Linked DNA regions of Mus musculus: all the other regions are linked to region 1. Evidence: chromatin loops called from intact Hi-C (ENCODE). Cell type or tissue: gastrocnemius. All regions are shown on one strand.

What was found. A loop is a pair of places that touch in the nucleus more often than their neighbours do. Peaks named below come from ENCODE experiments on the same cell type or tissue, not always from the same donor. Only the 100,000 strongest peaks of a DNase experiment are listed, where the experiment ranks them.
Region 2: a loop joins it to region 1, with 8 times the contacts of the local background. A loop is called at or near these places in 41 of 42 quality-filtered maps.
Region 3: a loop joins it to region 1, with 2.7 times the contacts of the local background. A loop is called at or near these places in 15 of 42 quality-filtered maps.

Annotation. Positions count from the first base shown.
Region 1 is chr11:54,928,570-54,936,569 of GRCm38, forward strand. Tnip1 (TNFAIP3 interacting protein 1) reads right to left here. Exons shown (of 19, transcript NM_001199275.2): 6 at 7,892-7,972; 7 at 5,420-5,611; 8 at 2,196-2,290; 9 at 526-649. Among named protein-coding and RNA genes, the nearest start is that of Gpx3, 30 kb to the left of the region's middle. In gastrocnemius, CTCF peaks have their summits at 1,928 (motif pointing right) and 3,313 (motif pointing right); DNase peaks (open chromatin) are centred at 1,968, 2,204, 3,307 and 7,645; H3K27ac peaks cover 321 bases.
Region 2 is chr11:54,980,080-54,988,079 of GRCm38, forward strand. Anxa6 (annexin A6) reads right to left here. Exons shown (of 26, transcript NM_013472.5): 21 at 6,972-6,989; 22 at 6,043-6,136; 23 at 4,997-5,092; 24 at 3,219-3,277; 25 at 1,537-1,659. Among named protein-coding and RNA genes, the nearest start is that of Tnip1, 21 kb to the left of the region's middle. In gastrocnemius, CTCF peaks have their summits at 1,840, 2,620 (motif pointing left) and 4,208 (motif pointing left); DNase peaks (open chromatin) are centred at 1,763 and 4,218; H3K27ac peaks cover 1,441 bases.
Region 3 is chr11:55,035,658-55,043,657 of GRCm38, forward strand. No RefSeq gene overlaps it. Among named protein-coding and RNA genes, the nearest start is that of Anxa6, 6.2 kb to the left of the region's middle. In gastrocnemius, CTCF peaks have their summits at 4,182 (motif pointing left) and 5,866 (motif pointing right); DNase peaks (open chromatin) are centred at 4,185 and 5,872.

The sequences.
Region 1 (8,000 bases):
GGCCTGGAGGTGTGGGGGTGTGGGCCAGAGCTGAGGCATCCCCAGACCAGTCTTCCTCTCCATGCAGAGCTCTAAGTTGCGATCTCACAAGCTTAATACAATCCCCTTAGGAGCCCTGACACTTTAGAGACTAACCTGACTTTTGGGAAGGAGACTTTGACAAGACAAAATGCATCAAGGTATTGGTACCCAGAATGAGCAAAACACTGAAACCCAACTCCCATGAGCAGCCGCTGGACAATCCAAGTCAGCAAGCGGGAGAAGCAAGCAGCCAGGGTGGGCGGCAGAGCCATGTAATTTGACTGCCAATAGCTCTGAGCACGTGTCTCAGAGAACGGGATACTCCACGTGGGGTGAAGACAGAACAAAAAGCCAAGGACTGGTCATACCACGGAGGCAGGTGCTGCACCAGGAAACAGAGTCTACCAGGCAGAACCTTCTGCCACTGGAATGTGTGTAGGAGGAGATGTGCTCCCTCAGCGAGGGGCAGAGCAGATCCTGGGTTTGAGAGCTTGGGATACACACCTGCTGCTGTCCAGCCACGCCCTTCTTGCCAGCACCCTCTGGCTTTGGGGAGCTGGGCTGCCCACAGAGTCCCTCTTTGCAGCTGCTGTTCATCAACAGTTTCTTGAGCTCCGTGTTTTCCTCCCTAGATAAGAGACAAGTGGAGATGTCACAATGTCAGCCCTGGGTTAAGACACTTGCAAAGCCAAGGATCTGCTGTCAAAGGCACTGCTGCGGTGCGACCAGACCAAAAGGGCATCTGTAAGCCACCCAGAAGGTGTGCAGGCTGCATGAGAATCCTTAACAGCAGAATTTCCCCCATCTGTAGGTTGTCTCCACACCTGGCACCTTCCAGTTCTATGATCTTGTTCTCTAAGAAAGCTCCGCCCCTCCCTCCAGTTATAGTCAAGTGTCCTGGTTCAGCTGACGCAGGCAGAGCCTGGGCGGTGCAGTAGGTCATGCTCACTCACCGGCACCTGGCACCCCCCCTCTTTAACATGGAAAGAGCAAGCTTCTGGCTCAGAGCTAGGGTTGATAGAGCCATCTTCACACCCACCAGGGACTCAATCCCACTGGATCTGCTCTCATGGTTCTCTAGTGTTGAGTACAGGCCCTGCTCTGGGTGAGACCTTCTTTACAGTTTACAGCAGGAAAGGCTACCAGCAAAGTTGAGTGTGGGCACGCACACCTATGACTCCAACGTTCATTTGGGAGGCAGAAGCTGGACTATGGAGTCTGAGGCGGCCTGAGCTACGCAGTGAGTTCCCTGGGCTATGGAATGAGACCATTCCAAACGAAACAAGCAGAAATAATAAGTGAAAGTGAAACCCTAAGTTCATGAGGTAGGCAGTGCTGGGTACTCAGGATGTTTGCAGTGTGGACACAGCCCTTCAGCTTCCATTTAATTACAGAGTCAAATGGCTTTTCTCAGGCCACTCAGCAAGGACTCAGATTCCTTTCCTTCGGCCTGGGTATCCACCCCCCCGCCCCACAGAGTTTCTCTGTGTAGCCCTGGCTGTCCTGGAACTCACTCTGTAGACCAGGCTGGCCTCAAACTCAGAAATCCGCCTACCCCCGCCTCCCAAGTGCTGGGATTAAAGGCGTGCGCCACCACGCCAGTGTAGTGAGACTCTTAGGAAGTCCCTGCCTCTCTCAGGGACCATCTCCCTTCACGTAATTTGAGTTAGTCTGCATGATCTGATGGCAAAGGCCCTTTGAGATCCAGCACTCACACACTCCTGTTTCCCTAGAGACAAGAGGCATTGATCCTTGGTGACAAGTAGACCCTACGGCTCACCTAAGACACCCAAACTCAGTCTTGCCAAGGACAGAGAGGCTGGGGTAAACCTGTAATGTCTTCCCACAGGTCTCAGTCCAGAGAGGGACTTCCAAAGATCCCAGGAAGAGCGAGCAGGGAATGATGGTGACCACCAGGGGGCAGGAGAATCCTGAGCCAGCTCCTACACAAATGTCAGCAGTTGTCTCCAGGGGAAGGCAGCTTTCAATGCTGTCTACACCCCCACCCTCAAGATAAACACGGTGCAAGGGAGAAAATACCAGAAGCCAAGGAGAAGAGCCATGAGATCTGCTGTCAGAACAGAGCTCTCAGATGTGGCTTCATCCCAGGAACCAGTGTGTTACATTATTCTCCTGCCCTATCCCTCTGCCAGTCTCCAGTGGCCTGGACTTACCGCAGCCTCTCAGCAGCCAGATCCCGCTGTTCCAGGCCCTTGTCCAGCTTGGCCTTCAGGGCTTCATTCTCCTGGCGCAGCTGCTCACATAAGGTCTGTGGGGTAGATGAGCAGACAGTGGTAAGGATTAGAAGGGGTACATCCCAAGGCATGCTGACAAGGGGGCTCGAGCTACAGCCACTAGGTCCATCCCCCAGGCTTTTCTTCCATGGGAACCAGTGGTAAGGATGCCTGATGGAGACTCAGAGCTGGGTCCTGGTCCTCTCAATGACAATCCCCTCCTCTTCCCTTAACAGTCATCCCTGCCTAGACTCTTCCTCCTTGGCAGCCCTCCGAGGCTCACATCTCATCTCTTTCCCTAACCAAGGTAGATGTCCTACATTCACTGCTACATAGAGTATGAGGAGAATTGTGTCATGTCACACAGGGAGATTCCAAAACTGCTGGCTTCCTTTCTGACTAGCTTGGGTGGATGGAAGGACAGCCTTGCATTGGAGTTGTTGAACTCTGGGTTGAAGGCTGAGAAAGTCGAAAAATTGTTATTGTTTTTCAATGCCCAGTGGATGGCCCTGTGCCACATTTGATCTCAAAAAAAATATTTAATTTTTTTTCTTTTTTAGGTGAGGTCTTACCCTGTACCCCAGTTGGGCCTGAAACTTCCTATATCCCTCGGCACTGAATGCCCAGCAACCCTCTTGCCTCGGCCTCCTAAGTGCTGGGACTACAGGTATGAGTCTGCAATGTTTGTTGGGTGAATCAAGAAACATATCAGAGATGCAATGAGGAGGAATGGGATCCAGCTTCCTCTACCCAGAGGCTGAGAAACAGAGAGCGGCTGTGGCCCTGGGCAGGGACACCAGGGAACAGACTGTCCTGCTCCTGCCCTAAGGGAAGGCCACAGTGACAGTTCACTTGTTAAGACTATTCTTGGGACCTCTAGGTAAACGCCCTGGGTACAAACCAGATGCTGGACAAGCTCAGCAGCAGCCAAAGATCACCACCTACTCTATCAGAGAGTCTAAGAGCACACCTGTGAGCCCACTGGAAACATTGGTTTGTTTTTATTTTATGTATAATGTTTTTCCTGCACCATGCGTGCAGTGTCCACAGAGGCCAGAAGAGGGCATCAGATCCCCTGGAACTGTAGTTAGAGAAGGTTGTGAGATGGATGCTGTGTGGGCATTAGGCACCAAACCCCCACCCTCTGCAAAAGCAGCCAGTCATCTCTCCAACTTTGTCTTTCTGTTGTTATTGTTTTACTTTGTTTTCAAGACAGGGCTCCTCTGTGCATCTCTGGCTGTCCTGGAACTCACTTCATAGACCAGGCTGGCCTCCAGATCTATCAGCCTCTATCTCCTAAATACTGGGACCACAGGCATGAGTCCACTGTCTGGCTTCGTGTTGGTCTTTGAGATGGAGTCTAGCTACACAGTCCAAGGTGGCCTTGAACTTGAAATCCCCTAGAGCAGGCATTATGGGTAGAGCCTCCACTCCTGGCATGCTCACTCATTCTCTCACCAACTATGTATGAAGTGCCAGGCACTGGAGCAAAATGGTGGGTACGGTTTCCCTGTGAAGACAGCACTTAGTAGCAAGACAAACTAAGCAAACAAACTACCACTACCCAATAAAACAGAATTGTCGTGAACTGTTAAGAACCAAGAAAGGAATAAACAGGAGACTGATGTAAGAGACTGGGGACATCAGGGAACAAAGATCTATCTGCACGTGAGTGCCAAAAGGTGGGTGCTCAGAGTGATCCCAGCCCTGGTACCATGTCAGGTATTCTCTCTCAGGGCTCAGAGTGGGAACTCCAAAGCCTTAGTGGCCTCTCAAAGAGGTCCCCTCCCTGGACCTGGCTCTGTAGGCTCTCTACCACATACTGCCTCTCCAGTCTCCAGTGAGAGGATGCTCTGTGTACTCCTGGTCATACGGGCAGAGCAGAACTCACCCGCTCAAGGTTACACGGGGTGGATTCCCTCCTTTCATCAAGGTCTACTGGCACAACTGAGACCGCAGACCGACTGGCACAGAAGGAGAAGGGCCTACCCAGAAGCAGGGAGCCTTAATGTGAGAGCTCTACCCAGAAGGAAGGGGTACTCAAATCCTGAGCAGGGCCTCAGGCAGCCTCATGTTCATCATCTTTGAAATGGTTACCAATTAATGTAAGCGGATCATACTTAACTGCAAAGCCCTCGAAGTTAAGATGGCCTGCCCTGAGTAGATAAGCATCATCAAACGAAGCTAACAGTCACCCATCTCCCAGCACTGGGTTCTAGATTACACAAAGGCCTCCTTTGACGCAGTGTCCCAGGAGGGGGACACTGGTAGTTCCAATCCTTACAGGACAGGAGATTGGTGACTTGTTCAGGACCATACAGTAATGAGGATCAACCATTCTCCCAGCACAGGGAGCCTTCTAAGAGGGATTTGAAAAAGGAGGCAGGGAGGGAGAGAGCGTGGCTAAGGGTCTGAGATTTTTTTTTTTAAAAAGATTTATTTATTTATCATACGTAAGTACACTGTAGCTGTCTTCAGACACTCCAGAAGAGGGCATCAGATTTCGTTAAGGATGGTTGTGAGCCACCATGTGGTTGCTGGGATTTGAACTCAGGACCTTTGGAAGAGCAGTCGGCGCTCTTAACCACTGAGCCATCTCGCCAGCCCCTGAGATTTTAAATATGACAAATTAAAGCTGGGTGAAGTGGCTCATGTCTAGAATCCCTGCACTTAGGAGGCTGAGGCAGGAAGATGCTGTGAGTCTGAGGTTGGGCTGGGATATGAGTGAGACTATCTCAAAACACTTCCTGCTGGGGACAGAGCATACAAAGAGCTGCAGTGACAGCAAAGCAAGCCACAGGGGGTGCCCAGGTAGCAGAGGCAGGCAGAACTCTGATTCAAGGCCAGTCTAGTCTACATGGTAAATTCCAGGCTAGCTGGGGATACAAAGTGAGACTCGGGTCTTTAAAAAAAAAAGAAAACAAACAAGAACAAAGCAGGCCACACTCAGCCCGCCAGGCCTCACTCCCCAGGACACTCACTGTGAATCTGCAAGACCTGCCTCCCATTTCCTCATTTCCTTCTTTTTCTTCCCATAAATTCCTTACTGCAGTCACCACTGTGAACAAAAAGCTCCAAACAGGCCTAAAATCCAGCCTTCCGAAGTCCCCATAGCTAACCCCTACAGTGGGCAGGAGGCGCAGGGAGATTCTTGCTGGCCTCACCTGCAGGATGGAGGTGCGCTGCTCATTTTTATGCACTTTGGAGGCCAACCTGTTGAACTCGAGGGCCATGCGGCCCAGGTGGGTGAAGAGCTGGCTGTGGTCTGGCTCCTCTGCACACACGCTAAGGGTGGTCTCCAGGCGCTGCAGGTGGAGCTTCAGGTTGCTGTCCTCTGGGGGTGGGGGCCCCAGGTCCTGTGGGAGCAAGAGCATGATCTTCACCAAGCCTAAGGCGGCAATGCCGGCCGATTCTTCTATTGCTTCCCCATTCTTCATGACTCAGTTTCCCCTGTGGCCTCTGTTCAGCCCAGGGAAAATTTCCAGTTACACAGGTTCCCTATCTGGAGCTGACTCACAGGGCAGGACCTAGGACTTCCAGGCCACTGGCTGGCCTAACACCACCAAGGCCATCTTCCTCCTACGCTGAGTCTTACTGAGTGCCCGAGAGTAGTCAGTTCGCCCTCCCCCAGGCTGGGCATCCTTCAGCAGTATGTGTATGTATATCACTTCCGTCCTTCATTGCACAGCAAAACTGACAGGAGGGAAGGCAGAGAGGGTGTCTCTAACTGTAATGCACTGCTTCCTGAGCTCAGGGAGGCTCTCCTTAGGGGGCTGTGCCTGGGAGAGGACCAAACACCATGTTTCTAAGAATCACAGCTCTAATACTGCAGAGAACCCCAACCTAGTAAACGAAGAGAGAACAGCCTGGGCAGAGTAGTTCAGTACTGCTCTCTCCATTCCCTCTAGAACACTGCTACTGAAGCCACAGCCCTGGTCATACCCACAGCAGTCCTAAGGATCTCAGTGGGACCTTTCAATCCTGGCTCATAGACAGGCGTTAACTAGGCCTCCCAACCTTCTCCTGCCCAAGGCCCCCTGCAAGACCCCAGGGTTCTGTGGACCTCATTTCTATATATCCTGATCTACCCCAAATGTTCACACTCTTCATCACCTCCGGATCCCCTCCTCTAAAATAGTTCACAGACTCACCCAGCAGTTCCCCCCACCCACCCACCCACTTCCTACCCCCAACCACAACCCCCAAGTTCAGGCAAGGAATCACCCAGCAGATTCCTCCCAAACCCCAATACTTCAGGGAATCAGAGAGCAGAGCCACAGGGAGCTACGGTTCCCTCAGGCTGAGACAATGATGTATCCTGACAGAGAACTTGCTCATAGCAGCCCAGTCAGTACATGGCAGAGTGGCAGAGCCAGGCCTACAACTGGGATTTTCTCACTGTAACCCAGGGCTCTAGGACCTGCTAGTGAGCTCTGGGCAACTGAATGCTCGGCCTGTGTCCTATCAGCATCACATTCTAATTAAAAAAAAAAGCAGAATCAGTCTCCAATTGCACGTCCCTTTCCTACCACAAAGGACTAGGAGTGGCCAGGGCTGATCTCTGGAGGTGTATCAAGTGCTCAGGTTTCTCCAAGTAGCCTACAAGCTTCCAGCAGGAGTTGGTGTACTCCTGAGCTGGCGTAGACAGACTTTAATGGAAAAGGTAAGTTATCAGCCCATGACTGCGCGCTGAAACCTTTCTGAGCGAGGGAACCTCGCCTGCTCTCAGTCATGTCTCAGTCCTCAGGGACAGAACAGGACGAGATGCATATGGTCCCAGGAGACAAAACACAGAGCATCCTGACAGGGCGATCCTCTCAGCACTGAAGGTTAAATGCTGGTGTGAGATGGGGTGGTGTTTGCAGGTGAAGGGGAGGCCAAGTAGAGCTGGCATAGCAACAGTTTAATGGTCTATAGTGGGGCATGCTTCATGGTATGGACTTAGGAGAAGAGGCAAGAGGTTTGCCTCACACGAAAACAAAGCAAAACAGAACAGAATAAAGCAAACATTAAATAGGAGGGAGGGATGAGGAAAAGACAGGACTTTAAGGTCTCTGACAAATCTTGAAGATCTTTCACAGCAGCTCTCCAAGTCTGGCATTTTAAGAAAGAACAGAAGGACTGCACGGCTGGACTAAGGTTAAACACTGCAAGGTAGGAATGTGGATTTGAGCAGCCCCTCCGAAGCTGGAGAAACGCGTGCACCCCACTTGTGAACACAAAGTGTAACCTCCGGGCCATCTGCCCCTGGGAGGAGCCAAGGACAAGCACAAAAGGGTAAATCACTCCCACCCCTCCCATCAGCACCAGGCCGACCCTTTCCACACCTACAGACCCAAGAGGCTGAGTCACTGTAACTGACAGAAAGGTGATTGGTCCAGAGGCCAGTGGGGCTGGCAAGTGGCCCAGGCTTTCACAACAGTGGGGTGCCTGTGTGCCCCAAGCTGGGGAAGTCACCAGCGGGGGATTTGCATATGAGAGTAAGAAGCACCCCATGCTATAGCCCCTCTGTGTCCCCCATGTAACTACAGGGGACCCAAGGGATCTGAGTGTCGTGTCACGAAAGGGCAGGTGACAGACAGAGAGGAAAGAAAAGGATGTGCTGGAGGTGGGGGCGGGGATGCCTGTCTGCTCACCATCATGTTCGTAGGGTGGCTGCCAGTTTCGGGTGAATTCTGCTCCTCAGTAGGGACCACTTCAAAGTCCGAGGAGGCGCCCTAGGTAGAAGGAAGTTAGTAGCTGCCC
Region 2 (8,000 bases), 52 kb after region 1:
CAACTCACTAACTAGTCACAATGACCTTGACCGACCTCTACTTTTGATACCTGGTTACTTGGAAAATTCTGAGTTGGGAATTTAGCTCAGTGGTAGTATGCTATAGCTTCAATTCAGAGCTCTACTTAAAATGAGCAAACAGAAACTTTAAAAGAGGGGCTAGAGATGTGGCTCAGTTAGTAGGATGCTTGCCTACCAAGTGTGAAGCCCTGAGTTCGATTCCTAGCACTGCACAGACCAGGTACACACCTGTAACTCCAGCAAGAAGGAGGTGGAGACAGGATGGCAAGTTCAATGTCAGCTTGGGCTACACAATGAATTTAAGGCTAGCTTGGGCTTTGCAGTAAATTCAAGGCCAGACTAGGTCACTCTTAGTAACCCTGTCTCAAAATTAGAAATGTCTTTTTTTTTTCCTTTCTTGTTTTTGTTTTTGTTGTGTTTTGGCTTTTTGAGACAAGGTTTTTCTGTGTAGCCTGGCTATTCTGGAACTCACTCTGTAGACCAGGCTGGCCTCAAAAGACTGTCTCTGCCTCCCAAGTCTCTGGATGTACCATCACTGTCCAGCTAAATAAGAAATTTCTTCAGAATGGCTGGTGTTATGACTCCATGGTAGAATGAATACTTAGCATTTATTTCAGACTTCACTACCAATAAAAAAAAATTGACTTGTAGTCTTTAAAAAGGCCAGGTTTGTGCTGTGTAAACTAAATAGTATGGTTGGCACCACAGTTAGTGTTGGTAACCACCTCACACGGGACTGTAGACTACACTACAATAAAATGACAAAAAGTAAAAGCCAGGGGCTGGAGAGATGGCTTGGTAGTTAAGAACGATGGCTGTTATTGCAGAAGATGTATCTGGGTTCGATGGACAGAACTCAGGACCATCATACCAAGGTACTAGGGCAATCTGACTCCCTCCTTTGGCCTTCATGGGCACCAGACATGCATATATGCAAGCAAGCAAAACAACCATACACATAAAATAAAATTAAAAAGTAAAAACCAGGCAATTGTTTCCAAATAAGAAATCGTGAGGGGCTGGGTGGTGGTAGCACATGTCTTTAATCCCAGCACTTAAGAGGCAGAGGCAGTTTGAGGCCAGCCTGGTTTACAGAGTGAGTTACACAGAGAAACCCTGTCTCAAGAAACCAAAAACCAAGAAACCCAAAACACACAAACAAACAAATAAACCTACCTCAGAGATGAAAAAAAAAAACAACAAAAAAAAAAAAAACCAGGGGCTCACGAGAGGTGGCTAAGCAGTTACGAGCACTGGATGCTCTTGCAGAGGACCCAGGTTCGGTTCCCAGCACCCACATGGCAACTCACAACTGTCTGTAACTCCAGTTCCAGGGGATCTGCTACCTTCTTCGGAACTCTGTGAGTACCCGGCATGCACCAGACATTCATGTAGGCAAACACGCACATACATAAAATAACAGAGATATTTTCATAGCCAAGCCAATGAGGTAGGTCTCCCTTCATTCAACATGAGCAGGTGATCCCAGAGCCCACTGAGCAGCCCCTTTCCTACCTCAATGGCTTGGTGTAGAGACTTGTCATATTTCTCAATGAATTCCCTCCGGATGTTGAGCAGATCTATCTCACTCCGAGACACCATCACCCTGGTGAGGGTCTTCTCATCTGTGCCAGCACCCTGGTGGAGCCAAGGAGAGATACATGGAGCAGGAAGGGAGGGCAGAGCTAGGTCATGCTATGGCAGATGTCCACCTGCCTGTCCCTTCTGCCTTCCCAGACCAGACGGCCACTCCTTACTGTCTTCCACAGACAGTGCCAACCAAACTCCCTCGTGTGGAGGACTGGGCAGACATAAGCACAGATGACCTGTGTGGGCTGAGCAGGCCCTGCTAAAACTCATATCCAGCTGGCACCTCAGAATGTAACCTTAGAACAGAGTTTTTGCCTTGTGGTTTAGATGATGTAGCCTCCCCCCAATTTAATTCATGCATTGAAGGCTTGGTCCCTCCCCGGTGCAGTGTTCAGAGCTAGAGATTTGGGGAAGCAGATCTTAAGGTTTCTGACTTCTTCGATGGGCCAGTGCATTGATGAATATACAATCTGATGGCATTGCTAGGAAGTGGCGAAGGTGAAGGCCTAGCTGGAGGAAGTGAGGTGGGGTGTCAGTGGATGTACTCCGTGCCTTGTCCCTTCTTCCCTCTCTGCTCCAGGCTGTCTGGAAGGAAGTAGCATGCTCTGCCACGCCCGCCCTGCCACGACATTCTGCATCACCACAGGCTCAAGAAACAGATCAGGAGGCCGTGGACCGAAGGCTCCGAAACTATGAGCCCACATCCTTTCTTTCCTCTTTTAGGTTGATTTTTTTTTCCCATCCCAGATATTGTACCAAAGAGATGGAAAGTTAATTATTGCACCATTGTAATGTGTTAAAATGAAGTCATGTTAGATTAGGGCCCTAAACCCATCGGGTGGCTCTAAGGAGTGCAAGGGACAGAGGCACACATGTGAACATAAAGACAGAGGATGGGGGGCTGGTGAGGTGGCTCAGCTGTTAAGAGTACTGTCTGCTCTTCCAGAGGTCCTGAGTTCAATTCCCGGCAACCACATGGTGGCTCAGAACCATCTATAGGGGAAACTGATGCCCTCTTCAGGCAGGCAGTTGCAAATGCAGCAGAATACGCATACATTAAAAAAAAAAAAAAAAAGACAGAGGCTGGAGTGATGCAGCCAAACTGAAGACACACAAGGGGTTTCTGGCAGCTTCCGGGAGGCAGGAGAGGGGTAGCAGGAGAGGGATGGGAAGGAGCCAACCTTACCAATGCCTCGATTTTAGAACCATGAGAGATTACGTTTATGTCATTCAGTTTGTGGGAACTTGTTATACAAGTCCCAAAATACTAACACAGGATCTGGAATATGTGAGCACTAGGGCCCTCTCTCCTCTCCCTCCAGCTCTGTCACTTTCTACCTGTACACAGCATCTTGGGTACCAACAGCAATATTCTCTTAAGTTTTGGCAACTAGAAATCAATCATGATAGATATCCTGGGGATGGGGTGGGGGAGTGGGCATTAAAACACCCTTGACTGAGAAAGAAGACTACGTTTGGTCCAGAAGCAGGATGCTGATAAACAAGGTGGGGTAAAGAGCAGTCGGATGTCTCGTCTGGGGGAGGGTGCACATCTGTGCCTGTAGGTTTGGGAAAGGCAGTGCTGAGAAGCAGGTCAGGCGCCGTACCTTCATGGACTTGTACAGTTTATCAGCAAAGAAGAGAGGCTTGTTCTTGACACTCTGAACTGTAGGGGAGAAGAGAGAGAGGCAGGGCATCTGGTCAGAGGCTGTGTGCTCAGACCCTGGGCAGGGCTTTCTGTACTACAGCCACCAACCTTCCAACATACTTACTGCTACCAGCCTACTGGGTGGCTGCGGGTCACTGCTAACCGTCTGTCTTGGCAGTGCCACTTTACGACCCCCTCCACAAAGCTCCTTCCTTTTCTCCTCCCTCTGTCCACCTCTCTTTCTGTCTGAGAGCTGAATCTCTCCCGCGGTAAAGGAGCTTGTGGCTGACTGAGGTCAGCAGAATATTTAACTGGGGTTTAAGTCCTAAGGGATGCTGGATACAGGGCTGTCAATTTTGAGGGCATTCAGAGCGCAGGAGAAGATGGTTAAAGACTGAACTTTAGGGTCTAGAGAGATAGCTCAGTGGGTAAGAGCACTTATTGCTCTTCCAGAGGACCCAAGTTGGATTCCCAGCACTTGCTTTGGGCTGCTTACAACTGCCTATAGCTCTCTCTCTCTCTCTCTCTCTCTCTCTCTCTCTCTCTCTCACACACACACACACACACACACACACAAACAAAAAACCAGATTCTACTGTAGAGATTCAGATTCTAGAGACATTCTGAGCGGGGTGTGGTGTGTGTGAGTATGTAACAACTTCTGTGCCACTTGAGGACTGAGTAGAAAAGCCAGTGTTCATGTCCCACTACCGATATGCAGAAGCTGACACAGGTTCTGTGTTCTGCCCAGGGCATTTAGCATTCAAGTGACAGTTCCTGCTCAGCTCCTCTGCTTCCAATCACAATGCCTCACTGTAGGTGGTGAAGAGCTATTGTAAGCAACCCCTCCATTTATCTAATCTAAAACACTGTTCCTCCACGTTTTTTTTAGAATTCCTGAGATTCAAGATGCATTTTGCAGTTGATAGAGAATCTGAAAGCCTTCTATCGCCACCTGCTGGTAAGATCAGGTATCGACACGATGCAACAATATGCTTGTATGTATCCATATCTACACAGGGAGAAATGAGATCCAAAAGGGAAAGAGACCTTCTCAAACTCGAGACCTCCAGGCCACGAGGTAGCTTAGCAGGCTAAGGTCATTGACCTAAGAACCTAAGTTCAATTCCCAAGATCCACAGAGTAGAGAGAACCAACTCTCTAAAGTTTTCTGACTTCCACACACATGATATGGTGTGTGCATACCTGTACACATGTATTTATGTGTACACATACAACATAAATAATACAATGTAACAAAAAAATTAAAAAGCAAGAAGCTCAGAGACGAGGTCTCTGGGCTAAGGAGATAGCTCAGTGGCAGGCTGTGGTATGAGAGAATATGCCTAAGGCATGTCTAGTGTATACATGCAGGGTGTACCCTGTGAATGAACGCATCTTGCATGCTATGTATACGTGTCCTATGAGTCACATGTGTGCATATACAGTATGTCTCATGTGTGGTATATATGTACACAAACATACTCCAGTCCTGTGCAGCATTGCCCTTCTCTATGTCCTGGTCCTAACCCTGGGATGTTCAACCTGCCTCCATAGCCTTGAAGATGTCCTCAGGTTGTCCCCCCACAATCATGCCTTGGCGGGGGAGGTGATCTGAGGTAGTATTTAGCTCCCAGTATCAGCAGCAGAAGATGATGCTAAAGCCACATTCCTTTAGGGAAACTGCCCACATTCCCAGCAGTGCCCCAGTCCCTCCCCCGGGTGCCCGGTAATTACCGATGGCCACAAATGCGTCCTTGACATCCCCAGACATCTCCTTCTTGATGACATGCTCTATGTCATAGTTGGTCTTCTTGATGAACTCCTGGAAGACTGGTCAAGAGAATTGAGGGAGAGATGAACTCCACTGGGGAGGGTCACCTGACCTACCCCGTGAACCAGCCACAGTACATGCTGGGCACTGGGTAGGGCTCAGGTGACAGGCAGATTCTGGCCTTAGGGCTACTATAAGACTTGGAGCCGAGTAGGCCACACCAGTGCCTTTAAGTCTGGCCAGTAGCTCTAGCCCTTGGCAAGCTCTATTACCCCAGGCTGATGTGTAAAAGGAAATGCCCAGACCACCAGGGGGGCCTTGCTCTCTGGGTTCCCTCTTATTCCCTGACAGGATTGGATGGAACTTACTATATAATAATCAAAGTGACACCCAGTAGCCCCTTATGCCCTGCACAGACCGAGTACTTTATGTTTATTGTGAGTTTTGTATCCTAGCAACCATGTGAGGTACAACTAAAACCCCAATCCTTAGATAAGGGGATCAAGGCAGAAAGTCAGTCACCTGCTTAGCCACACAGCTGATAGGTAGGGGACTGGAATCGAGGCAATCCAGGGTTAAGCACAAAGCAGCCACGTGTTGAAAAGGACCGAGCAGGTACATGTGAGGCTACAAAGTCTCAGTGGGAAGGGACTTCAGGACTGGCACTGTACACCTCTGTGATGGGCTGGCCTACACCACCTCACCCCTCTCTGCTTTGTCCTGATGGATCATGGCAGCACACCTCAGAATCCTTAACCCTGCATGCTGATGAGGTGAAGCTAGCTAGCGATTCCTTATCCTAGGTGTGCCATCTGCCTTGCTAAGGAAGGGAAGGGAGCTGGCTGAGGAGAGGCCAGAGCTCTGGAGTCCCCCAACCCTCCACTACTGGAGTGAAGAGAAGGAATTAGGCACTTGGCTGGTCTGCTCTGCACAGAAGGTTGTAAGGCTCGGGTCATATTTGGGGCTCCCACTGCCACACTGGAAGGGGTAGAGGGTTCAACAGACTCACCTCTGCGCAGGTGGGGATAGCTACGGGTGCACAGGACGGTCATGAAGCGTGTCTCCAAGGAAGTTTTGTCTCCGCTGGGGGTGTCTGCTATTTCCTGCAGAGCCCGGTTGGGGCAAGGGTTTAGGGAAAGCCACGGGAAAGCCACAGTTAGCACCTACTGTCTCTGCTAAGGCTCAGGTTGCGGTGGGATCAATCACCCAAGGGCATTGAGGTTGGCCCCTTCTCCCCTCGGCCTGAGTACAGTGGTCATCCCATTTCCCTTTGAAGTCCTCAGGACCCCGGGGTGGGACTGGAGCTGGGTAGAGGGACTTGGTAATCCTATCCAGTCACCAGAGAATCTCTCTGGGGAGTATGGACATGTGTGTGAACAAGCAAAAATGTCCTAGCCGGTTTTCTCCAGTCCCAAGGGCACACCCGGTTTACTCTAGCACATTAAGGGTTCCAAAGGATCTCCTAGCCAGCTATGACCTTACTTAAATTCTCTCTAAAAAGCTCACTTTGGGCTTAAAAATAAAATTAAAATGATTTCGATTTAAAGGCAACGACCATAGCTGGTAATGATACAGCATAAATCAGGGTAGAGATGACCAGCTAAAGCTTAGGAAATATTTATTTGCCCCTGCCTGCCCCTTCTGAGACAGAGTCTCTCTCATGTAGTTCAGGCTGGCCTCAAACTCGATATGAAGCCGAGGATGGCCTTGAACTCCTGAACCTCCTGCCTCTGCTTGTCAAGTGCTGGATTATGATCATGCACTGCCACACCTGCCCGCCCTTAACCAACACAGTCCTTAAAAGGCCCTGAAGGGGAGAGAGAGAAGCTGTGGGGAAGCCCCCAATCACTGCCCCATCCTGTCCCACTCAGCCCAGCCCAGGCACAGCAAGACTTGACTTAGAAGCTGTTACCTCCCCGTGAAGGACAGAACACTCACCAAGATCTCAGCAGCCACCTGAGAGCGGGGAGGGGACAGAGGAGGGAGAGACGGGAGGCAAGAGTCAGAGCTCAGAGTGATTGGTTGGCTCAGATTGGCAGAAGTCCCAAGAGACCCCAGGGTCACAATGAAGAACTGGGAGGGATATCACCTTTTATAATCTCTGGGCTAGAATTCAGAGTGGAAGATAGGCCTGAAAATAATTAATTTTAAAATGTGGTTTTTCCAGAGGGGTAGTGATACTCTTCATACTCAGTAACTGAGGGTAGCCCGCAGGCCCTGGTTTGTCTGACAGTTGGAAGAAGGAAAACCGTCCCTCCACTGGCTACCGACCTGCCAGGAAAGGGGTCGGGCAGACAAGGATTCTCTGTAAAGAGTCAGCAGGACTCTGCCACTTTAGCTCCCCAGGTCACAGACAGAAAGGCAGGACAGCTGAGGCCTGGGCGGGGGGCAGGGGGCAGTTACAGGCACACAGCAGAGGTAGAGACTGCAAGCATTATCTTTAATAAGAACAGTGAACACTGTGGCCAGGACTTTTGTGAGCCAAAGTTGCTCTGACCCAGTGTCTGGGGATAAATTCGGCTAGTTTCTGTGTGACTTAGCCTTTCCCCAGTATCCTGCAACCATTATATTCTCCCGCATAAACCAAAATCCTAGATAGAATATATGTGCGAATGCATGTATGTATTTATTTTTTTGAGACAGGGTCTCACTATGTAGTCTTGGCTGTCCTGGAACTCACTATGTAGACCAGGTTGGCCTTAAACTTAGAGACCGGCCTGCCTCTGCCTCCCAAGTGCTGGGATTACAGGCGTGCACCACCACATCTGGCTTCTTCTTCTCTTTGGAGGCAAGGTCTCACAATGTAGCAGACCAGGTAGGCCTTAAATGCACAGCAATCCTCCTGCCTCAGCCTCTTAAGTGCTGGGATTATAGAAGGTGCCACTATGTTCAAGGTCCCACAAAGCTTTAAAAAAAGATTAAGGATGTTGGAAAGATAGTCCAGTAGATAAGGGCAGGAACTGCTCT
Region 3 (8,000 bases), 110 kb after region 1:
GAGGAGAGCAAGTCAGCAGAACTGAGCAGACATGTGTTGGAAGTGTCCAAGCCAAGGAAACAGTGGTGGGAACAAAGATAGTGTTTGGAGACCAGAGGGGTTCAGGGTGTTGAGCCAGCAAGAGGCAGAGATGGAGGAGGGATCACCTGGTGCAGGGCTGGAGTCCTTGGGGAACTGCTGCGGGGTGTTGAGTAACGGAGGGATGAGGGTTTAGAGCATCCACAGCTATGTGAATGCTGTGTCTAACTCTGTGCCATTTCTTGACTGCAGAATGCCAGTATCTTTTCAGCAGTTACCTTCCTCCCCTTCTTCCCCTCCCCTCAAAATCCCGGCAACCACCAGTGTGCTTTCACCTCCTTTCCCTCCACTTCCTCCTACCCTATTTCTGGTCTTTTGAGACAAGGTCTCATGTGTTTGAGGCTGGCCATGAACTCCATCTGTAGCTGATAATGACCTTGAACTCCTTATTTTCCTTCTTCTCCCTCACAAGTGCTATGATTACAGCTGTGAGCCACCACACCTCCCCATCCCACACGCACAGATTTGATTTTTGTCTCTGTGGATTTTCTTTTGCCACTTCATGTAAATGGAATGATATGTGTGTAGTCTCTGGGGTCTGGCCTCATTGGGCATGCTTTAGTGTAATGGAGCCAGTGATGTGTTTATAAAAAGAAAAATAGATGGGGATATGTACTATGGAGGTGTAGTCAGGTGTGGGGGAAGGGGGTGCCTCAGTGGGCCCATGCTGAGGCACCCCTTCCCTCTGAGGGACCAGATACACGATGGTATAGTATAGAATAGAGTTTATTCAGGGCATGAGGAGGGAAGATAAGAGGGTAGTAGAGGCAGAGAAAGGTAAAGGGGGAGGAGAGGAGAGGAGAGGGGAGGGGAGGGGAGGGGAGGGGACGGGGGAGAGGGGAGAGGGGGGAGGGGAGAGAGGGGAGAGAGGGGAGAGAGGAGAGGAGAGAAGAGGAGAGGAGAGAAGAGAAGAGAAGTAGAGGAGTAGAGGCTGGCCATGAGCACGTGGGGGCGGGGAGGGAATAGGGGAGGGCAGGAGCAGGGAGGGAAGAGCAAGAGAGGAGCAAGAGAGGGAGTAGAGGGTAAGCAGCCCCTTTTATAGTGAGTCAGGCATACCTGGCTGTTGCTAGGTAACTGTGGGGCGGAGCTTAGATAGAATGCTAACACCCAGACCTTTAGGCTCCAAGACCTTAGCACCACTGACTCCTTGATGGAAGTGCCATTCAGGCTGTAAAACTCAGCACATAGACAGTATCACCTACCAGAACAAAAAGAAAAATTAATCCATCAAAGTCCATACATTTCTGGAAAGCCTCTAAATGTACTAACCTGGCTTTATGGCCTCCGTAGTTCCACTTAGGCTAACTGTTCTTGTTAACTGAAGTATGTCAACACAGAAGGTTTTTGTGATTAAAAGCTCATCCTGAGGAAGGCTCACCCAGTGTGGTCACCAGCCCGCTAGGATTTCCTGTTGGCTTAAACCCACACCTGAACAGTCTTCTCCAGTGGATTCCCCACACCTACATTGTATCACGTGCCAATCCTTCCTTTTTATGGCTGAATAGTATTCTGTTGCAGGAGTCTGCTGAATTTTGCTTTTGGGATCATCTGCTGGTGGGGTTTAACCCTCTTAATCTCTGGCTATTGTGATTGAGCCATGATCAACAGCTGGGGACACTTACGTGGATGCCAGTGTGTGGACTCCCGGGCTCCCGGGCTCCCTCGTAGCTTACTTCGTTTTGTAGAAATGAAACTGACATGGTTAGATGATAATTGCCCTCTCTCCCTCCCTCTCCCTCTTTCTCTTTCCCCCTCCCCCTCCTTCTGTCTTTCTCTCCCTCCTTCTTCTACCCCTCTCTCTCTTCCTCCCTTTCCCTCCCCCCTCCCCCAATCTCCTCACAGCACTGGGCAATGAAGGCAGGCCCTTATGTGTGGTAGGTAATACTTTCCCTTTGAACAACATCCCTCCATGTTTAGCTTGCTGAGAAACCACAGGACTGATTTCCACAGTGGCTGCACCATCTGATATTCCCACAGCAATACACAATGTTCAGACTTCAGATCTCTCCACATCCTTGCCAACGTGTGTGTGTGTGTTTCTGGGGATAGAACCGTGGGTCTGGGGTGTGTTAGTCAGCTAGTTATAACTCCTGCCCAACACCTGATTTATTTAGGTGCTATATTTTGTTGTTTGACAGGGTCTCATGTAGCCCAGGCTGGCCTTCAGTTTGCAATGTAGCTGAGGAAGACCTTGAACTCCAGACCTGCCTCCATCTCCTGACTCCTGGGATTACAGGAGTAACCCAGTCTGAATCTTCATCACCATGCTTAGTTTATGTGGGGCTGGGGATGTCACCTAGGTCTTTGTGCATACTAGGCAAGCATTCTACCAACTGAAGAGACTGTCCAGATTTCCCACTGTCTCTATGATCGTTCTCGTCAGCATACAAATAGGCTCTTCTGTGTTGAATCTTTAAAAACCAAAACATCAAGGTTGGGCATGATGGTATACACCTACACCTGTAATTCCAGCATTCAGGAAGTACAAGCGGGAGGACCAGGGGCTCAGTGCCATCCTGGTTCAAAGTCAGCCAGGGATACAGAATTTAGAGAGGGGTAGACAATTGATGGAGAAGAGAGGCTGGGAGGGGTAACGACTGGAGTGATGTTGTAGGAACTGAGTGGAGTGTACAAGCCTTGCAAGGTCTTCCTGTTCAGCCTGGGCTGTCACTGAACTATGACCTTCTTGTATCGACCTCTCAAACACTGGGTTATAGGTATACACCACCACACTTTGGCAGCATTGATTGTATTTTATTATAATTGACAAATTTTATTTGATTTTTTTTACTAGGTATTTTCCTCGTTTACATTTTCAATGCTATCCCAAAGGTCCCCCATACCCACCCCCCTTATTTGATTTTTTAAAAGGCATTTTAAAAAAAGATTTATTTATGTATCTGAGTACACTGTATCTGTTTTCAGACACACCAGATCGGGCATCAGATCCCATTACAGATGGTTGTGGGTCACCATGTGGTTGCTAGGATTTAAACTCAGGTCCTCTGGAAGAGGCTTCAAACTCTATGTAGCTGGCAATAACCTTGGATGCCTGATCCTCCTGCCTCCATCTCCCCAGTGTTGGATTATAGGCACTTTTGCCAAAAGTCAGTTGAAGAGGCTGGGGCAGAATTAAAAATTCCTTAACCAGATGGTAGTGAGACACCCTCTTAATCCCAGCACATGGGAGGCAGAGGCAGAGGCAGAGGCAGAGGCAGAGGCAGAGGCAGAGGCAGAGGCAGAGGCAGAGGCAGAGGCAGAGGCAGAGGCAGAGGCAGAGGCAGAGGCAGAGGCAGAGGCAGAGGCAGAGGCAGAGGCAGAGGCAGAGGCAGAGGCAGAGAGGCAGAGAGGCAGAGAGGCAGAGAGGCAGAGGCAGAGGCAGAGGCAGAGGCAGAGGCAGAGGCAGAGGCAGAGGCAGAGAGGCAGAGGCAGAGGCAGAGGCAGAGGCAGAGGCAGAGGCAGAGGCAGAGGCAGAGGCAGAGGCAGAGGCAGAGGAGGCAGGTGGATTTCTGAGTTTGAGGCCAGCCTGGCATACAGAGTGAGTTCTAGAACAGCCAGGGCTACACAGAGAAACCCTGTCTCGAAAAACAAAACAAAAAACTGGTTTCTTTGGCTGCAAAGCTGAGGCCTTAATTCAGGAGTGGAGGCACTGAGCAAGAATGGAGGCTAATTACTTTACTGTTCCTTGGCTGAGTTCATTGTCTTTGCTTCTCAGCCTCAGTCCTGAGAAAACAATTTGCTATTGGGGGGGGGAGCTTTGAGGGAGATAATGTGTATATATATATATATATTTAAGTACAAAGAGGAAGCCCCCTCAGCTGTGGAACTTTTTAAAGCAAGCAGGTGTTGCAGCCTCTCAGGCTGATGGAAACAAACCCTGGAAGGAAGCAAGCAGCCAGACAGAACCGTGTTTGCTGCGTTCTCCCTTCCTCTGGACTGGCACGTCCAGCGGGGTCTGTATGGGTGAGGGTAAGATGCATGACTCAGACCCGAACAATGCATCAGGATTGGGGATTTTCTCAACTCTCTTCAAATTGGTCATAGGAAGAAAATCTTTGGGCACTACCTGGGGAAGTGGACGGTTACTGCCACCTGCTGGCTAGTTGCTGGATGGCGGCCAGGCAATGCGGTGCCTTCCTGCAGGCTCCCCACCTCCAGGTGGCCCTAGGAATCCTGTAAGATGATGACTGGGAACGCCCTCAAGGCCCCTCTCAGGGCCTGAATAAAAGTTAAGAATCTTTAAAAGAAGGAGGAGGAAGGGGGGAGTGGGAGGGGGGCGAGAAGAAGATTGTAAATCCAGTGAAGGTGACAATGAAGATTATAACAGTATGATGAAAATATGGTAATTGGGGCTGGAGAGATGGCTCAGTGGTTAAGAGCTCTGGCTGCTCTTCCAGAGGTCCCGGGTTCAATTTCCAGCTTCCATATAGCGGCTCACAGTGTCTGTAACTCCAGTCTCAAGGGTTATGATTCCTCCTTCTGGCCACTTCCAACAACACGTGATCATGAAACAGATATGCACAGATGCAGGGAAAACACTCATACATATAAAACTAACTAAATACTTAAAAAGTGCTATAAAAATAAAAACTGGGCCGGGTATGATAGTGCGTACTTTTAATCTGGAGCCAGAGAAGGGCAGATCTCCATGAGTTTCAGGTCAACCATGACTACACACTGAGAGCCTGTTTTTTGTTGTTTTGTTTTGTTTTTTAATGTTTTTTTTTTTTCAAGACAGGGTTTCTCTGTATAGCCCTGGCTATCCCGGAACTCACTCTGTAGACCAGGCTGGCCTTGAACTCAGAAATCCACCTGCCTCTGCCTCCCAAGTGTTGGGATTAAAGGCATGTGCCACCACTGCCTGGCTGAGAGCCTGTCTTAAAACGAAAAAGCATCCTTCGAAACTCCCCAACAACCCAAATGGTACATTGGAGCTGGGCATGCTGGCACATGCTTTTAATCTCAGCAGTTGGAGGCAGAACCAGTCTGATCTCTGTGTGTTCAAGGCTAGCTTGGTCTACATTGTGAGTTCCAGGTCAGTCAGGGCTACATTGAGAGATCCTATCTCAGAATAATGATGGTGATGATGATGATGATGGTGGTGGTGGTGATGGTGACGATGATGTCATCTAATCAGGGCACACTCTATAAAGGGGCCTGCATTAGTGAGTGTATGGGCCCAGAGTATTACAGTGCACTACTGTGGACTTTATGAACATTCTTGGGCTATGCTGCTTATAAAATACATATTGCCAGGTATGATAGCTTACACTGTAATACTAGCACCCAGGGAATGGAGGCAGAAGGGTCAGAAGTTCAAGGTCAGCTAAGGAAACTACCATCTCCCCTAGAAGTTCTTCAGGACAGTGGGGAACTGTCACCCGCTATGACATGCCTTCTGGCATATTCCTGAGGAACTTGAGGGAAGAGCCATCACTGACATTTGATCTTGGTGGGCTTTGGAGGCAACTCACTGAGTAAAATCTCTGCTTGCACAAGCTTCAGGGTCTAGGTCACCATACTTTTCCCACTTCATTCATTCATTCATTCATTCATTCATTCATGTGAGACAGTGTTCCTCCATGTAACAGACATGGTTGTCCTGGAGCTTGCTTTGTATACCAGAGTGGTCTGGAACACACAGAGATCCTCCTGCCTCTGCCTCCTGAGTGCTGGAGTTAAAGGCATGCGCCACCACCCCCAACCTCCAGATTTATTTTTATTTTACTTACATGCGTGTTTTGCATGAATATCTGTGCACTACGTGCATGCAGTACCCATGGAGGCCAGAAGAGGGCATTGGATTCCCTGGAACTGGAGTTTAGAGAGGGTTGTGGGCCCTGGGAATATGGAACCTGGGTCCTCTGGAAGATCAGCCAATGCCCTTACCTGCTTAGCCATTTCTCCGGCCCTGTAGCTTTTGTTTGCTTGTTTGGATTGTTTGTTTGTTTTCAGGCAGGGCATCAACAATGTAGCTCAGGCCAACCTTAACTTCCTATCCTCCTTCCACTGACCCACATGCTGAGATGACTGTACCACCATGCCTTCTGAGTACCATCAGGTTCCCACGCTTTTGGAGTCTGGTTGGGATCTGCAGATCTGCTGCACCCTTCTTTGTGAATTTCCTTCCTCTGTTATTTCTCTTGAGACAGAATTGTGTTATTGCTGTATAGCTCAGGTTGGCTTGGTACTCACAATGATTCTCTTGCTTCAGCCTCCCAGAGTAGTAAGGCACAGGCCACCCCACCCAGATAGGGATTTTCTTTCTGGTTCTTCCTTTTGCTGCTTCTTCAGTTATCTGCTCCTCTTCTGGAATCATCAAGTTCTTATGTGTTAGTTCCTCAGGAGCCATGTTAAGGGGCTTGGCAGTGCCAGCCTCAGTCCTACTCAGGGTGAAGTCACTTGATCACTTTGGCAAACCTTCTGAAGACACCCTTGGGTCTCTTCTCCCAGATATCATCCATGCCCTGCTTAGTGACATCACTGGCGCTATAGCAAGGCTCTGGATGCATTCCTGGTATTGCAATCCTTCCAGAGATGCACCGGGACTCCTGCTCCTTAACTGTATGTAGCGACAGCCTGGCGAAGGTCCTCCAAAAGGAGTGCCCTTCAGAGCTGCAGTGCATGCCTGATCCATGGGTGGGATCAAAGTTGTGACAGTGGAGAGAAATGCCAAGATCACCAGGGTTGGGGATACGGTTCAGTCTGCAGAGTGCTAGCTTGCTGAAGCTCTGGGCTCAGTCCCCAGCACTGACATGAACAGACAGGGTATGGTGGCATCTACCTGTAATCCTAGCACTTGGGAGGTGGAGGCAGAAAGAGCAAGAGTTCAAGGCTACCTCCAGCAAAGAAAGTTTAAGGCTAGCCTGGGCTATAGGAGATCCTGAGTCAAAATATAAAACAGAAGATCACCCATAACAGGAGGATGTGTGGGAGAGTTGACAACAGTGAGGACATCTGGAAACATCTGCACGCTGTTCAGTCCTATAAAAATTCAGGAGAGTGTCTTGGCAGAGGAGCTGGGTGAAGTCAGGGTCCTTATCACCCCCGTAGGAGGCTGGCAATGAATGTTGATTGACAGCCTTGAAAGCTCTGGCTTTTCCCTGTGTCAGAACACAAAAAGCTTGGACCTGAAGTTTACAACACTGTTCCCAAGACTTCTGTTGAGGGCCAAATGTAGCTCAGTTGGTATTGTAAGTCAGTTGGTATTCTTGGCTAACATGTGGGAGGCCCTTGGATTTGATCCCCAGCACAAATCAGACATGGTGGCTTGGGCTCTTGTTGCTACCACTGGAAAGGTGGAGGCAGAGAATCAAGAGTTCAAGGTCATCCTTACCTCAGTGAGTTTGAGCTTATGGTGTACGTGTGAGACCCTGTCTCAAAAACAAGGGGGTGGGGGTGTCGAGGGGTAGTAATCTTTGAAGTAAAAAAAGAACAGAAAAACTCTGGGTTTCTGGTTCCACCACAGTCTAGCAAAGTGTGTTAGTGTGAATGAGAATGCCACCACATAGGCTCAATATGTTTGAATGCTTGGTCCCTAGTTAGTGGAATTGTTTGGGAAGGATTAGGGGGCATGGCCTTGTTAGAGAAGGTGTATCTCTGGGGGTAGTTTCAAAAGCCCATGCCAGGTCCAGTCCCTCCCCTCCCCCTCTGCCTGCTGCCTGTGAATCAGAATGTAGAGCTCTCAGCTACTACCCACTATGCTGGTCATGGACTAACCCCCTAAAACTCTAAAACCCTCTAAAACTGTAAGCAAGCTCCAAATTATATATAAATAAAAGAGTTGCCTCTGGCCTGGCAGTGGAGGTTCATGCCTTTAATCTCAGCAATCAGGAGACAAAGGCAGGTGGATCTTTGTGTTGGAGGTCCAAGGCTATACAGAGAAACCCTGTCTTGGGGGAAAAATTGCTGTCTTGGGTACT